2 separate regions of the Homo sapiens genome follow, and region 1 is linked to region 2. Evidence: chromatin loops called from intact Hi-C (ENCODE). Cell type or tissue: natural killer cell. All regions are shown on one strand. Each heading gives the region's core, and the rest is flanking DNA. Links, peaks and the distances in the headings are about the cores only.

Region 1 (8,277 bases), core at 2,672-5,171, 270 kb after region 2:
GCTTTCTGTGTCTCCAACTGAGCAGAGCTGGGAATGGAGCCAGGCTATTGCCAGGACCACCTGCCTGCTCATTCACAAACACTTATGGGGCACTGGCTTCCTGCTGCCTGGCCTGGCTGAATGCTTGGGCCAGAGAAGCACTGCCATCCTAGGGATCCCCTGCTGAACACTCGAGAAATGCCAGTATTGCCCCCTTGCTCTGCTGGCTTCCCCATGGTCTTGTCTTTCTTTTGGTCATTTTCTTCCTAGTTGGCTGCCCTTTCCTGGCATTGACCTTTGGCTCTAGCTACAGGTCCTATTTCTTTTTTTTTTTAATTCTGGGGTAACATCTTTGTGATTGAAACTTTGCTAAAGACACTCTTTGGCTCTGCTCTGGGACCTCCATCATGTTCTGCCTGTGTAGGGACCAGTCCTGAAGAGTATGTGGACTATCAAGGCAAATTTAAGAGCAGTGTTGGAAAAGGGCTCCTAGAAAAGAAACAGGAATAGCAGCTTGCTCACTCTCTGCCAGGGTACTTTGCTAGTGTCACCCCAGGTACCCTTAAAAACAGCCCAGTGAACAAGTGTACCAATTTTCCAGAAGAAGAATTGAGGCTCAGTAAGATTCAGTCGCCTGTATCTAGTGAGTGACAGAGATGGTCTTTGAATGCAAGCAGTCTCACATCATTGTATAAGCTAGGTTGGTTAACAGAGACTAAGTAACAGTGGCTTAAAACAGAAGGTTTATTTATTTCTTTTTTTTTTTTTTTTTGAGATGGAGTCTCGCTCTTTCGCCCAGGCTGGAGTGCAGTGGCGCCATCTCGGCTCACTGCAAGCTCCGCCTCCCGGGTTCACACCATTCTCCTGCCTCAGCCTCCTGAGTAGCTGGGACTACAGGCGCCCGCCACCACGCCCAGCTAATTTTTTGTATTTTTAGTAGAGACGGGGTTTCACTATGTTAGCCGGGATGGTCTCGATCTCCTGACCTCGTGATCCACCTGCCTTGGCCTCCCAAATGTTTCTTTATTTCATAAAAGTCCAAGCTAGGATGAAGGGATGGAGAGTTGGGTTGGTGTAACAGACACACCTGTACCCCACCTAAATCACCCCAACATTCACCATTTCTATGCACCCAGGCCTACTTCCACCTTCTAGCACCTGTGCCTGCCTGAGGGCTCTCCCTGACACCAGAGCACTCTGCCTCGTGGTGCAGCAGGCTTACGGTGCCAGGCAATAAATGGCCCCTTCCTCCAATATCCCTCAATCAACTTTTGCAGGTGTTGGTATATATAAGTACCCCAGCTTCCCCTTACCCCCAGGGCAGGACAGCTTAGAGTCACATTCAACACATTCCTCCAGTTTTCCCATTTTGGTTGAGATCCAGCTGCCCATAGTGGTAGCTGGCTTGGTAATGTATCATTGGTTTTCTTATCTTCTCTGTTTCACTTCCCCACTCCCCTCCTGCTGTTTCCTGGAATCACCTCTGAAATAAATGCATTGGAATCCTTATCTCCAGAGAAGCCCAAACCAAACAAACAGTGTTATACTCCACAAACCCTTAGGACCCAAGCTCCTGAATGTTGTCCTCATCATCCTGGGTCAAAGCTGGCTTATTATCAACATGTACATTTTCTCACCCTTGAGAAAGAATAGAAAGTGGAAAGCAAGCTTCCTTTTAATGAAAACAAAACAAAACAAAACAAAAACCCAGAAATAGCACACATTACTATCCCTGCATCCCATTGTCCCGTACCGAGTCACATGGTCATATCCAGCTGCAAGGGAGCCCTTGTACTCGGCTAATACTCAAGAATTTCATTACTAAAAGGAAGAAGTGAAGGATGGATTAGTATTAGCTATAGCCAAAATACTAAATTACCTTGTTAAGAAGCTGTGGGGGAGTGGGGGTTGGGTGAAATTGATGTGACTAGGGAGGTAGCCTGTGTCAGAATATAAAGGGGGCCTTTTGCAGATTAAGGGATTCTGGCTTTCATTGGAGATGAGAAGGAGGGGTCATTGTAACTTTTTCATCAGGCATGCAACTTGATGGAATTATTTTATTTAAGCAGAACCCAACCCTCTATTGACAGTTAAGTGTTGGGCTGATGAGGTAAGACTAGAGATGGGGTCAGCAGGTGGCTGACCTTTGCAGGGATCCAGGCCTGACCTGGGCATTGGCAGTGGAGATGGAGATGAGGTGACTAATTCAAGACTTGTTTAATCAGTACTGAGATGAAAGTTGAAGACAGCATTAAGGATGATGCTTTAATTTGAAGCTGGACTCCTGGGATCTAGATCTATACATTTAGAGGTTGAGACACTGTGGAACTCTTCCAGCTCTGTCTAGAGGCAGAATCTCTGCATGAGAGAAAGTAGTTTTTCTATGTCAGAATTTTTACTTGCCAACAGACTGGCCTTAGGTAAGTCACTCCAAGCGACAGTTTCTCTGCTTATAAAACAAACTCTTCTTATCTTTTGTGGGCATTGTTACAGTGAATAAATAGGGTAAGAACCTTTGAGGGTGGTTTAAATAGACAGTTTTATAATAAGGAAAACTGAGGACAGACTTGGAAATTGAGAGGGTAGAAATCCAAAAATTGAGCACAGCACACAAGGACATTTTAGAGGGAGCTTTCAAAAAGACTTTTATTGTATTTAGTATGTATTGGAAAAACTCAGACTTTGGTATCTAGTGAGAGCTCCAGAGTTGACTCTCTCACTCTCTTAGCTGTGTGACCTCAGGCAAGTTACTCAACCTCTCTGAGCCATAGGCACCTCTTCAGTAAAGCACATATAGGTACTCCCCCTTTTTGTGTTGTGATCGTCATGTGAGAGTTGGCAAAGTGCCTGGCACAGAGCCTGGTGCACAATGGTGCTTAACACATGTGAATTCTCTCTTCCCTTTGCCTTTAAGAGAAATCAAAAGATCCAGTTGACCATGTTAGTTTAGTCAAGCAATGGGTAATTCAGAGAGGAAAACTCACTCATCTGATATTTGGAATTTGGTCAAGGCAACTTGGTTGTTTGACCCAAATCTTCTTTTTCTACCAGTTGCGTTGGCATGGTTTTGGCACAGCCTTTGTGAGAGCTACTTGCTGGAACACTGAGAGAAGGTGGCTCTGTGGAAATACAAGGCAGAATGAATATAGTGATTTTAGAAATGTAAGAGTGACATGAAATCCATTAAATAACATTTTCCCCCCTCCCACTTCAGGGTAACAACTCCAGAATTGAGAGGAATGGCTCCAACAGAAGGAGAGGGAGCCATAGTTTGCGGTCCATATGCCCACTTCATTTTGCAGTTACTCCTGGCTGCCCATCTGTTCATGACTGCCTAGTCTAGCCATGGGGCTTATAAAACGGTGTCCACATACACGGATGCCTTCACTAAACAGATGCGAGAACGAGGAATGTCCATGTCTCACACCAAGCACATTCAGCATCCCTTTGTGCCTCTTTCTGCTCTGTTTACTTCGCCTTTCAATTTCACTTAAATATATTTCCAAATTATTGTTGTATTTACAAGATGGGAAAATGAAGGGGTTCTAAAATCTGCTGGATTCCTATGCTGTGCTAGGTACTCACTGGGGGCTCTATGTCTAATATTAATATCTCATAAAATCATCGCCACAGGGTAGCCATGAGTTTCACCATTTTACTGATGAAGAAACTTAAGCTCAGAGAAATGAAGTCACTTGTCCAAATTAATACACTAGGAAATGGAGGCACTGGGATTGAACGGTAGTCTAATTGCAGACGTTTTACTCTGGGACTGATGATGAACAATGATTAGAATACCCTAGCATACACACACACTCACACATGCGCGCGCGCACACAAACACACCCCTCAAGAAACCAACCAACTGACCTTTTTCAGCTTTCTGTCTCCCCTAACAGAGGACCTCTGTTTTGAGAGTTTGAGCTGAAATGACTTCTTTGATGCTAAAGGATGAGCTCCCTCTAGTGGCAGTGTGTGGTTTGGCGCAACCTCCATTGCCTGGGGACACAGGTAAATACAGAAAGACATTTTCTTTCATGCGGCACTATTTTGTCTAATGATACATTATTGAGACTCTCTTAATACAATGCAAAAATGGAATCCAAATCTGGGTTTACCTCCAGTTGGAGGAATTGCATTTTCACTGAGCTCTGTGATTTCTCAAGAGTTCTCACATCTCTGTCTCAAGGTCTTCACAGCATCCCTGGGAGATGCTTGTCTTTTCCTTATAGTTGGGAGAGATAGGAATCAGAGAGGTTAGGTGGCTTTTCCAAGGTTGCACAGCTGGTCAGGAAAGGAAACATAATTCTAATCGGGTGTATCTACTTTCAGACCTTGTGCTCTTTTTTTTTTTTCTTAAATTATACTTTATGTTCTAGGGTACATGTGCACAACGTGCAGGTTTGTTACATAGGTATACATGTGCCATTGGTTGGTTGGCACAACCAACCTACTGCCACCTTGGAGGTTTCACCTTTCTCTTCTTTCCCTAAAAATAGCAGCTCCTGTCGTACCTGTGCCACCTTCTCCATCTGGAGAATACAAACCACATACATGTTGGTTTGCTGCACCCATCAATTCGTCATTTACATTAGGTATTTCTCCTAATGCTATCCCTCCCCCAGCCCCCCATTCCCCAACAGGCCCCAGTGCGTGATGTTCCCTGCCCTGTGTCCATGTGTTCTCGCTGTTCAACTCCCACCTATGAGTGAGAACATGCGGCGTTTGGTTTTCTGTCCTTGTGATAGTTTGCTTAGAATGATGGTTTCCAGCTTCACCCATGTCCCTGCAAAGGACACGAACTCATCCTTTTTTATGGCTGCATAGTATTCCATGGTGTATATGTGCCACATTTTCTTAATCCAGTCTATCATTGATGGACATGTGGGTTGGTTCCAAGTCTTTGCTATTGTGAATAGTGCTTCAATAAACATACATGTGCATGTGTCCTCATCATAGAATGATTTATAATCCTTTGGGTATGTACACAGTAATAGGATCACTGGGCCAAATGGTATTTCTAGTTCTAGATCCTTGAGGAATTGCCATACTCAGACTTTGTGCTCTTTCAACGATATCATGGAATCTTTCTATTCCCCATCTTGATATATGTCACAGGGAGTTATCCATCAGGTGAAGGACAGGTAATCATGGTGATGATGTGGGGATTAAATGAGACAGATTAAATTATGACACATAGTTATAATTTCCTACCATTTATTCCTCTTTCCTCTGGTCCATCCTCTTACCGCCTCAGACAGATTAAAGTAAAAACCACAAATTCCATCAGATCCTTGCTTGAAAACCCCCGTGTCTCCCAATGACTCTCAGGATAAAATGGAAACTCTTAGGCTTGGCATACAAAATCTTTCATGATCTGAACCCTCCTTACCTCTCCAGGCTTATGCACCTTAACCTACTGCCACCTTGGGAGAGTTCACCTTTCTCTTCTTTCCCTAAAAATAGCAGCTCCTGTCGCCCCTGTGCCACCTTCTCCATCTGGAGCAATTCTACTAACCTTCCCTTTCCAGGTGAGACGGCACCTCTCTCTGAAGAATTTTGAAACCCCACAGATCATGCTCTATTTCCTCTTTGGTAATTCTGACACTTGATGCTCACCCCACATGGTTCTTAGTTTATGAGCCGTCATTTTACTTTAAGCATTTTTCTCTCTCTCTCTCTCTCTCTCTCTCTCTCTCTTTCTCTTAACCAGTCTAGCCATCGGGCTAGTTGTTCCTGGCTTAGTTCATCTCTGGGTCTCCAATGCCTACCACAGTTCCTGGCACACAAGGAGTTCACTAAATGTTTGCTGAATGGCTTCAGGAAAGCTACAAAGGAACACCTCTGGGCATCGTGGACAGATTCAAAGCCAACTTGATGTGTTAAATGGGGTTTAGGGCTACTTGATTATTTGTAATGCAACTCCATTATAAGTCTGTATATAAACGCCATTGACCATGGTTTTAAAATAAATGTAAAAAAAAGTATCTTAAGAAAAAAATGGTTGAAATTAAGAGCCATTTGGTTAACCTTGGGGCTTTTCTTCATGGTGCTTTCAGAAACTCCTGAGCATCAGAAGAGAAGGAAGTTTGTGGCTTCTTGAATGACTCAGGCTTTAGAAGGTCTGGGTTGTTTTGCAGCACAGATACGGATTAGTTGACCACAGCAAGATGGGTGCTTGAGGAGAGAGCTCTCAATGGCCCTTCTCTGTGGACTACCCTGGACCATCTCACTTGTGCCTCTAGGAATCCATGAAGAGCTGACCCAGCTGGTCCCTAGTTGACCTTTCTTGAGTTAAATTTTGAATTATTTTAATCATCATCTAGAAAATCTCCTGACTAGTGTCTTTGATTCCCTGAAGCTCTACTATAGCATCCCCGACCAATGAGCTTTTAGCACTTGCTCAAACGTAATGGGCTCACTCCTCTGGAAATAGCCCATCAGTTGTTATGGCAAAGACTTTCCTTAAATATTGATCTAAACTTGCCCTGTTCAACATCCCACCTACCAGTTAGGTGTGGGAGGCATAAAACCTTCTTTTCTTTCCTACTAAAAATATTTTCCTCATTGCCAACTTTTGAACCCCTTTTGCTCATAGACATAGTTAATAGCTTCCCCTGAGCAATATCTGAGCAGGCTTGGAGGTCTGACTGCCTGGTGGGCAGCATGCAGCTGTCATGGTAAGTGTGAAATGAGATATATCCAGCCACACACCAACATGAAAGCATCCGTAGCTTCCTCTGTTGAGAGATGGCCAAGACTGGAAAAAAGTATTTATTACGAATGATGATAACAGGAGTTAAAAACCGCCATGTTCCCTCAATCACAAAAATCAATGATTTTATTTTCTGTGTATGCTGCCAATTGTCCATCCATATGCAGAGCTCACATTTACAGTTACACTGATAAGCTGGGTATTTCCTGTGTTTTTCTCTGCTTAAAGTATCCTCTGTTTCATGTCATAGAAAAGCCACCTTATTATTTTAATGGCTATAGAACAGTTATTTGAGTGGAGGCACCATGATTTACTCCACCACTCCCTCATGTTGGACAGGCAGGTTGTTTCCAGGTTTTTGGCTATTGTGGATACAGTATGACTCAGTGCTACCCCTTCCTGTTCCCAGCTTCCTGCCAGGGACCCTGGCCTGGCCCTCAGTCTGTCGTGTCTGAGGATAATAATCTATTGGGCTTTGATGTAATCCCATGGGTCTGAAGGAGTCCGGCTACCCTTGGCTTGTGACTTACAGAGCTTTAGGAAGCCTTGGCTCCTCCATGGCCAGACAATCCCCACCATGTGGCTTTACCTTATACCTGGGCTTTTTCTCTGGTTTCCAATTCCCTCGCTGGGGGCCTGGCCCAGCCCCCTGTGATCAGACCACATTCTTCTGTGGTAGATGCTACAGTGGCCACCTAGATCCCTCCTCATAAATGAAGGACATGGTTCCCCAGCTGCTGGTGATTTTGCCTATTGGTAGCTCTACAGGGATTGCCTTTGTGGAAGACAGCCACCTCACCCAGGCCACGTGCCCCTTTCTGGGTCACCACCATGACTGGTGGGAGGATATAAGGGACTAAACCTGGCTCTCCAACCTGGAACAACTCTGAATGGCCATAGTAGTTTCAGAGTCTACTGTAAGCTTGGCTGAGGCCTCCATCAAGGCTGCGGCCGAACTTCTCCCTCTGCCCAATCCTGCTTTCTTCCTTCCCCTCTCTTCCGTAGGCATTGATCCAGCGAACACACTCAAGCGAACCTCCTGCACTCTAATCACCATCTCAGAGTGCTTCCTGGGAAATGCAACCTGTGACCCCTTCCTGGTCCTTGCTCCCTGGGCTCTACTCTCCCCCACAGCAGCTAGCTGTCGCCTAGGAGGCTCATATGGGAGGGATGTCCTCTTCCCTGGGCCACTGCCTGGGAGGCTGATGCAAGTGGGATGTCCCCCTTTCCTGGGCCACCACTCATGCAGCTCCCCTGAGCTGCAACATTGCACTCAACTACAGTCAGAGCCTTACTGACCCCTGGCTAAGTCAGTTTCCAGCTCTTCCTCTGAGATTGTTTTCAATTCTTATCTCTTCCTTAAACCTCCATAATCAAAGAGTTACTGACTTCTGGTGACTGGGTAATGAGACTATCCAGAAGAGCATATTCCTTCCTTCTCTCCCAGCTATCTCTTCCTCTCCTCCCCACTATCACTACTTAGTGGGCTTCCATTGTCCATCTCTGCTTAGACTGTGGCCATGTTCTGTTAACTGGCCTCCCTGTCTGCTCTTGTCTCTCTGCTGTCCTCCTCTATGCTGCAG
Region 2 (7,035 bases), core at 198-2,697:
GATATTTGTAAGAGGCTGCCAGTATTCTGGGTTAAATCCTTTTAATAAATCTTTTATTATTATTATTATTATTTTTAAATTTTACTTTAAGTAGTGGGACACATGTACTGAACGTGCAGGTTTGTTACATAGGTATACATGTGCCATGGTAGTTTGCTGCACCTATCAACCTGTTATCTAGGTTTTAAGCTCTGCACGCATTAGGTATTTGTCCTAATGTTCTCCCTCCCTGTTTCCCCCACCCCTCATTAATAAATCTTAACTTTTGTTTTCAGGCCAGAGTTACAGCAAGTTACTGTTGATGGACTGGAAGTTCTCATTCCAAAGGATCCAATGCACTTTGTAGAAGAAGTACCACACTCTAGGTTTATTGAGTGTAGGTATAAAGAAGCTCGAGCATTCTTTCAGGTTAGAGACAACCAAATGTGTACTTTTAAATTAAAGAAAATGTTGGGATTATTTTTAATATTTGAGGGTGGTAAGATGAAGGGGCTTATGGAAAATAGAAAAGTAAACATCCTTTTTTGATATGTCTCTTTTCTTCTAGATTGTTTTCTTTCAGTTTTTTTTAGAAGTAGATTAAAAATTAACCTTAAGAAACTATTTTCTAAGTCAATAGGTTGATATTTATTTATTGTTTTATTTGAATAACTTTAATAGATTTAGCACTGGCTTCTGCCTTAAGATAGCCCATTAACTTTGTGAAAGGTGGTGTATTCTCAGTCCAAGTAGGATAAAGCCACTATAGAAGATGGACCATGTAGATTTAGAAAAGACTTCATGAAAATACAGTTTGTTTCAGAGTTGGCATTGAATATAATTTTTTTTGCATTTATGAAGGTTTTTGAAGATAAATGCTACACAAAGACCAGGTGCTTTTAAAACTTTATTCTCTTGCTGCAGCTTTCAATTCAATACACATTTATTGTGTTCCGCAGGCTTCTGGCCCTGGGGATATAAAGATGATTTTGAAAGGCATGAAAGTTCAGCTCTAAGAGATGACATGAAACACAGAGATACAGTGAAAACAGGCAAATTTACAGTGGGGTTTTGGTACCTGAATTCTTTCACTTGCCCTTTATTTTCTGGGGTTCCCTGCCAAGAAAGCTGTGTCCACGAGGGATACGAAAATGAAGTATATAACTGTCAAGTGCCCAAGACCCACAAATCTGAGGTTTCTCTAATACAGTGTACTGGCACCTAAAGCTGAGGCCTGACAGCCCAAGTGGGCCTTCGTAGCCCTATTTCCTTAAGTCATTGTGGAGCTGTGAAATTTATGCAGCCAGCCTCATGAATAAAAAGCTGAAAAACCACATGTGTGGATGGGCCTACTCTAGTAGAAAAGTGCTGCCTGACATATGCCTACCACATAATAACAGGAAGTAGAAGAGATGGAGTTTTGTGCTTAAACTTGACCGCTCTTCCTGTCCTAAGGGAGTTTGCTGTGGTTGTCATCTCTATTATAGCAATTATCACAGTGAATTATGAATATCTGTCTTGTCCTCTTATCAAATTTTATGAACTTCTTGATAACAGGAGTGTTCTTTTATTTACCTGTGTTGGCCCAGTATCTACTGTACCTGGCATAAAGAAAAGATCCAGTAGGGTCAGTTTTCAAATTAAAGTGAACATACATGTATTTGAACACTTGATGGCGCCAAACAGTCTTAAATGTAATGCTTGGTGTAAAGCAATAAATTAATCTAATAGACCTCATCAAGCAGCCGCCTTTCTTTTTTTAAAATAATTTTTAAAAAGCAATTTTAAATACATAAAAGCTGCAAGTACAGTACCGATAACTTTTTTTTTTCTGAACCACTTGGGAGTAAGATGTTGACCACAACTTCAAAAAATTTAGTATTTTTTTAAAAATAGGAACATTCTCTACATGTCCTAATATGAAAGTTAGGAAATTAGCACATACATTTTTACCATTTAATCCCTATTCAATTTTTGTCAGTTGTCCCAATAATAACCTTTGTAATAAAAAGATTCGATTCAGAATCACATGTTGTCTTAATTTTCCTGTCTCTTTAGTCTTCTTCAGTCTGGGACAGTTTCTCAGTTCTTTTATTACTTTCATGACTAATACTTTGGAAGATTACAAGCCAGATGTTTTGTGCAGTGTCCCTCATTTGGGGTTTGTCCGGGGGTTCCTCATGTTAGATTTAGGTTATACTTCTTTAGAAGGTATAGAAGTGGTGCTGTGTTCTCATTACATCTCACTGGGCACTGCATAATTTTGATTTATCCCATTACTGTTGATATTCACATTGTTCACCTGATTAAAGTGCTGTCTGAAACTTCGTATCTTTACCACTATGAAGTTTCTGTTTTTCCCTTTATAATAATAAGCATCTGGCAAGAAGTTACTTTAAAACTATGTAAATATTGTTTTCCTCATTACATTTTCAATTTATTTGTTCATATCAATATAAATAAATTCATGGTTTCCTATTTTACCCTATGGGTTATAGTCAATTATTTTCATTATTTATTTTGATCTTCAGATTGTTCCATATTTGGCCAGTAGAAACTCCTTCATAATGCTTTCTGTGTCCTTTTGACTTGTCTCCGTTGTTTTTTGAACACTTTAGTACTTTTTGGCACTATAAAATATTCTGGGTTCATCTTACAATTTTCATACCTCCACCCTGGGATCAGCCATTTCTTTAAGTCCTGTTTCCTTTTAGAAGCCAAGACCTGGATGCCAGGTGTACCCATTGCTATTTGGGTTTTGCTGCAGAGAGTTTCTCTCAGTGAACAGGGGTAGGGTGTATATGTCTGTGTGTATTTATTTCTGTATCTATCTATTGAAACCTCTGAATTCACATTGACATCTCCAGTCCGGTTAAAAGTTCCAATTAAACAACAGAGTTCATTTCCATATTTGCGACTCCCTTTTCAAATCGTGAGAAATCTGACTCCCATTGACCTTAATGTTTACTTAGTTGTTCAGTCTCCCTGTATGTAACCTATCTTCCAACACATGTCCTCCCCTCCCTACCCCCTGTTCTTCTCACCCTACCTGGGCACTGCTATCCTCTGCTGGGCTGCACACACGTAGAGGCATTCTTCTTACCCTGTTCAGGCTCTGACTTCCCACACCTGGCTGCTGTTCTGCAGAGAGGCTTTCCTCACCCTGCTTGGGCTCTGACTCCCCACACTGGACACTCTCCTACTCTCTTCATGTGGATGTCCTCATTACCTGCCTAGGCTCTGATACCCCGTATCAGGCAATCCCTTTGCACAAAAACCTTTCTTGCTCTGCCCCATCTAATGGTTTTAGTATCGAATAGTTCAGGAAGGGCGGGAGACTTTATTTACTTTTAATTATTTTCTCAATCTACCATGAAGTTCAAAAACTAGAATAATATACCTTTTCCTGAATTTGATTTTGTTTTAGCAAAAACCATCACAAGATAATTAATGAGCTCCAGGCTGTTGAATATCAGTGAAAAACCAAAAGGAAAGTTGGAAATACCTGTACACCTGGCCTAGGAATATCTAGATAACAATATTTTTATTTTATTTCTACTAATTTGCTCTAAGATTTTGGGCAAATTTCTGAGCCTTGGTTTCCTCATCTACAATAAGAGTTGGTACCTTCTGTCATCTTATTCTTTGATATAAGGTTTGTGCTTTTGGATTCCACGATTCTTCTTGGGCTTTGTGTCCCCGTTCATTGGCTGAACAGGAAAAATTAAATAAACATGATATTTAAAGTAGGATATTAATTTTGTCTTTTTTTAGAGGTATAGTAATCCTGAGATTTGTACTTGGGATTTATTTTTATTTGTTTACTTATTTATTTTATTTTTAACTTGTAAGTTCAGGGGTACAAGTGCAAGTTTGTTACATAGGTAAACTTGTGTTGTGGGGGTTTGTTGTACAGATTATTTCACCACCCAAGTATTAAGCCTAGTACCTATTAGTTATTTTTCCTGGTCCTCTTTCTCCTCCCACCCTCCAAAAGAACCCATTGTGTGTTGTTCCCCTCTATGCGTCCATGTGTTCTCATCATTTAGCTCCCACTTATAAAAACATGAAGTATTAGGTTTTCTGTTCCTGTGTTAGTTTGCTAAAGATAATGGCCTTCAGCTCCATCCATGTCCCTGCAAAGAACATGATCTTGTTCTTTTTTATGGCTGCATAGTATTCCATGGTGTATATATACTACATTTTATTTATCCAGTCTATCATTGATGAGCATTTAGATTGATTCCATGCCTTTGCTATTGTGAATAGTGCTGCAGGGAACACACACATGTATGTGTCTTTATAAGAGAATGAATGATTTATATTCCTTTCAGTATATACCTGATAATGGAATTGCTGGGTCAAACAGTATTTCTGTCTTTAGGTCATTGAGGAATCACCACACTGTCTTCCACAATGGTTGAACTAATTTACACTCCCACCAACCGTGTATAAGTGTTCCTTTTTCTCCACAACCTCACCAATATCTGGGGTTTATTTTATTTTATTTTATTTTATTTTATTAGTTTTTTTTTACTTGTTATAGTAGCCACTCTGACTGGTATTAGATAGTATCGTATTGTTTTTTATTGCATTTTCTAATGATCAGTGATGTTGAACTTTTTTCATATGATTGTTGGCCACATGTATGTCTTTTGAAAAGTGTCTGTTCGTGTCCTTCACCCACTTTTTAATGGGGTTGTTTGGTTTTTTCCTTGAAAATTTGTTTAAGTTCCTGATAGATGCTGGATATTAGACCTAATAGTTAAGGTTTGCAAACCATAGTTTGCAAAAATGCTCTCCCATTCCATAGGTTATATGTTTACTCTGTTGATAGTTTCTTTTGCTGTGCAGAAGCTCTTTATTTTAATTAGATCCTATTTGTCAGTTTTTGCTTTTGTTGCAATTTCTTTTGGCATCTTCATGAAATTTTTGCCTGTGCCTGTGTCCTAAATGGTATTGCCTGGGTTATCTTCCAGGGTTTTATAGTTTTGGGTTTTACATTTAAGTCTTTAATCTATCTTGTACAGGATATTTTTAAATGAAAAAAGTATGTATACTATAATTTTTAAAATTTATAGCAGATGTTTAAGGTATATAGCTCTATGCATGTATGCACTTTAACACATACAAGGATCAGTTCTGAGAAATGGAATTTCTGGCTGGGCGCCATGGCTCACGCCTGTAATCCTAGCACTTTGGGAGGCCAAGGCGGGTGGATTGCCTGAGCTCAGGAGTTTGAGACCAGCCTGGGCAACATGGCGAAACCCCGGCTCTACAAAACACACAAAAATTAGCTGGACATGGTGGTGTGCACTTGTAATCCCAGCTACTTGGAAGGCTGAGGTAGAAGAATCACTTGAACCCAGGAGGTGGAGGTTGCAGTGAGCCAAGATCATGCCCCTAAATTCCAGCCTGGGCAACAGAGAGAGGAGACTTTGTCTCCAAAAAAAAAAAGAAATGGAATTTCTGAGAGTGTCATGTTAAGAAAAGTAGATTGGGGTGGGAATATGTCCATATGGGAGCAGTACCAGCAGCAGGTAACTATCAGACCTGATGTTTTTGTAGAGCACAAATTTTTCATATTTGCTGTTTAGTCCTTTCAGTCACTCTGTGTAATAAGGCAAGGATTCTTTTAACAGGTAAGAAAATTGATGTTTCAAGATGTCAGTTACATGGTCATCATTGGTTGAGCATGGACTAAATCCTAGGTCTCCACCTCTTAACTCCAGGCTTTTCCTACTACAACAAGCATTATAACATGTATCTCTCATTCCAGTCATTTATTGTAAGAGCACTTATGGCTTTGAGGAAAGGGATGTATTCAAATTGAAGGGATCCTGTGTAATTTGTATATTCTGTAGACAGTGACTTATCTGCAAGAAATTCTTCTTACTGAAGGTAGGGTACTTTTTGCTTAAGATTCATATAGTCCATCCAGGATCTATATTCTTTCCTACTATATTGTAAAAGAATTACAGGATATTTTAGGATGTTGCAGGCCTGGGAGGGGCTTAGTCAATCATTTATTCATTTGCCCATTCATCAGTATGTGTTTTTCAGATATTATGTGCCAGGCACCATTCTAAACCTGTAGATACAGTGATGAAGAGATGTAGTACTTGCCCTCAGGGAACTATCTTTACAGTCTAGTGGAGGGAATATAAAATTGATGATTAGGAATAAATATGATATGAATTATAGTAAAAGTATTTACAAGTGGTAACTATTATAAGCTTGTTAAGGAAAAAGATAATTCATTTGTCTTTGTATATCTAGAACCAAACATAATTCTTTGCTCTATAAATGTTGAATAGAAACACTTCCTGAATAGGAACATTGGAAGAATAAATACATATGTCTTCCTGGGAAAACTGGGGAATGTTTTGCAGAGGTTGGAGCTGAGACTTGAAAGATTTTATTGATCAGGGCCATATCAGACAAAGGAAACAAGTGCGGAGGCTTGAAAAGTTGTGGTGTATTTGAGGAGTTACAAGTTATTGTGGTATATTTGGGGGTTTACAAGTTATAAGATGAAGTGTGAGGAGATGCAGATGAGGCTGGACCCCAGTAGTCAGGAACCAGAACACAGTGTTTATGTCCACCAGGACAAGAAGTTTAGATTTTGTCCCACAGGTAGCGAAGCAACACTATAGAATTTATAGTGCTTTCCTCAGCTCCAGAACACTCTAAAAACGAAGAGAATCAGAAAACCAAGATGACTAAATGATATATATGACCTGACAATTTGCAAGACATTTTTCTCCTTCAATCTTCACAGCAGTCCTGTGAAGTATAATAATTATCTTTAAACTACAAATGAGAAAAGTAGATACAAGAGAGATTTGTTTATTACATTCTTTCATTCATTCAGCAAATACTCAGGCACTACTCTACCCACTGGAGATATAATGATAAAATGAATGCACTTTCCTCATAGAAAGTGAGGATGATATGTACATGGTCAAAGCTAAAAAGAAGTGCACTAGATTTGATAATCTGATTCAAAATCTCAGGCTTTTTCTACTATACTACACAGTCTCTAAAGACCAATAG

Evidence for each region. A loop is a pair of places that touch in the nucleus more often than their neighbours do. Peaks named below come from ENCODE experiments on the same cell type or tissue, not always from the same donor. Only the 100,000 strongest peaks of a DNase experiment are listed, where the experiment ranks them.
Region 1: a loop joins it to region 2, with 12 times the contacts of the local background. A loop is called at or near these places in 52 of 110 quality-filtered maps.

Annotation. Positions count from the first base shown.
Region 1 is chr9:105,877,955-105,886,231 of GRCh38, forward strand. No RefSeq gene overlaps it. Among named protein-coding and RNA genes, the nearest start is that of TMEM38B, 190 kb to the left of the region's middle. In natural killer cell, for the core only: CTCF peaks have their summits at 3,943 (motif pointing left) and 4,146; a DNase peak (open chromatin) is centred at 3,937.
Region 2 is chr9:105,607,544-105,614,578 of GRCh38, forward strand. It overlaps FKTN (fukutin), which reads left to right. Exons shown (of 11, transcript NM_001079802.2): 7 at 276-408. Among named protein-coding and RNA genes, the nearest start is that of TAL2, 51 kb to the right of the region's middle. In natural killer cell, for the core only: CTCF peaks have their summits at 1,668 (motif pointing right) and 1,873; a DNase peak (open chromatin) is centred at 1,638; H3K27ac peaks cover 591 bases.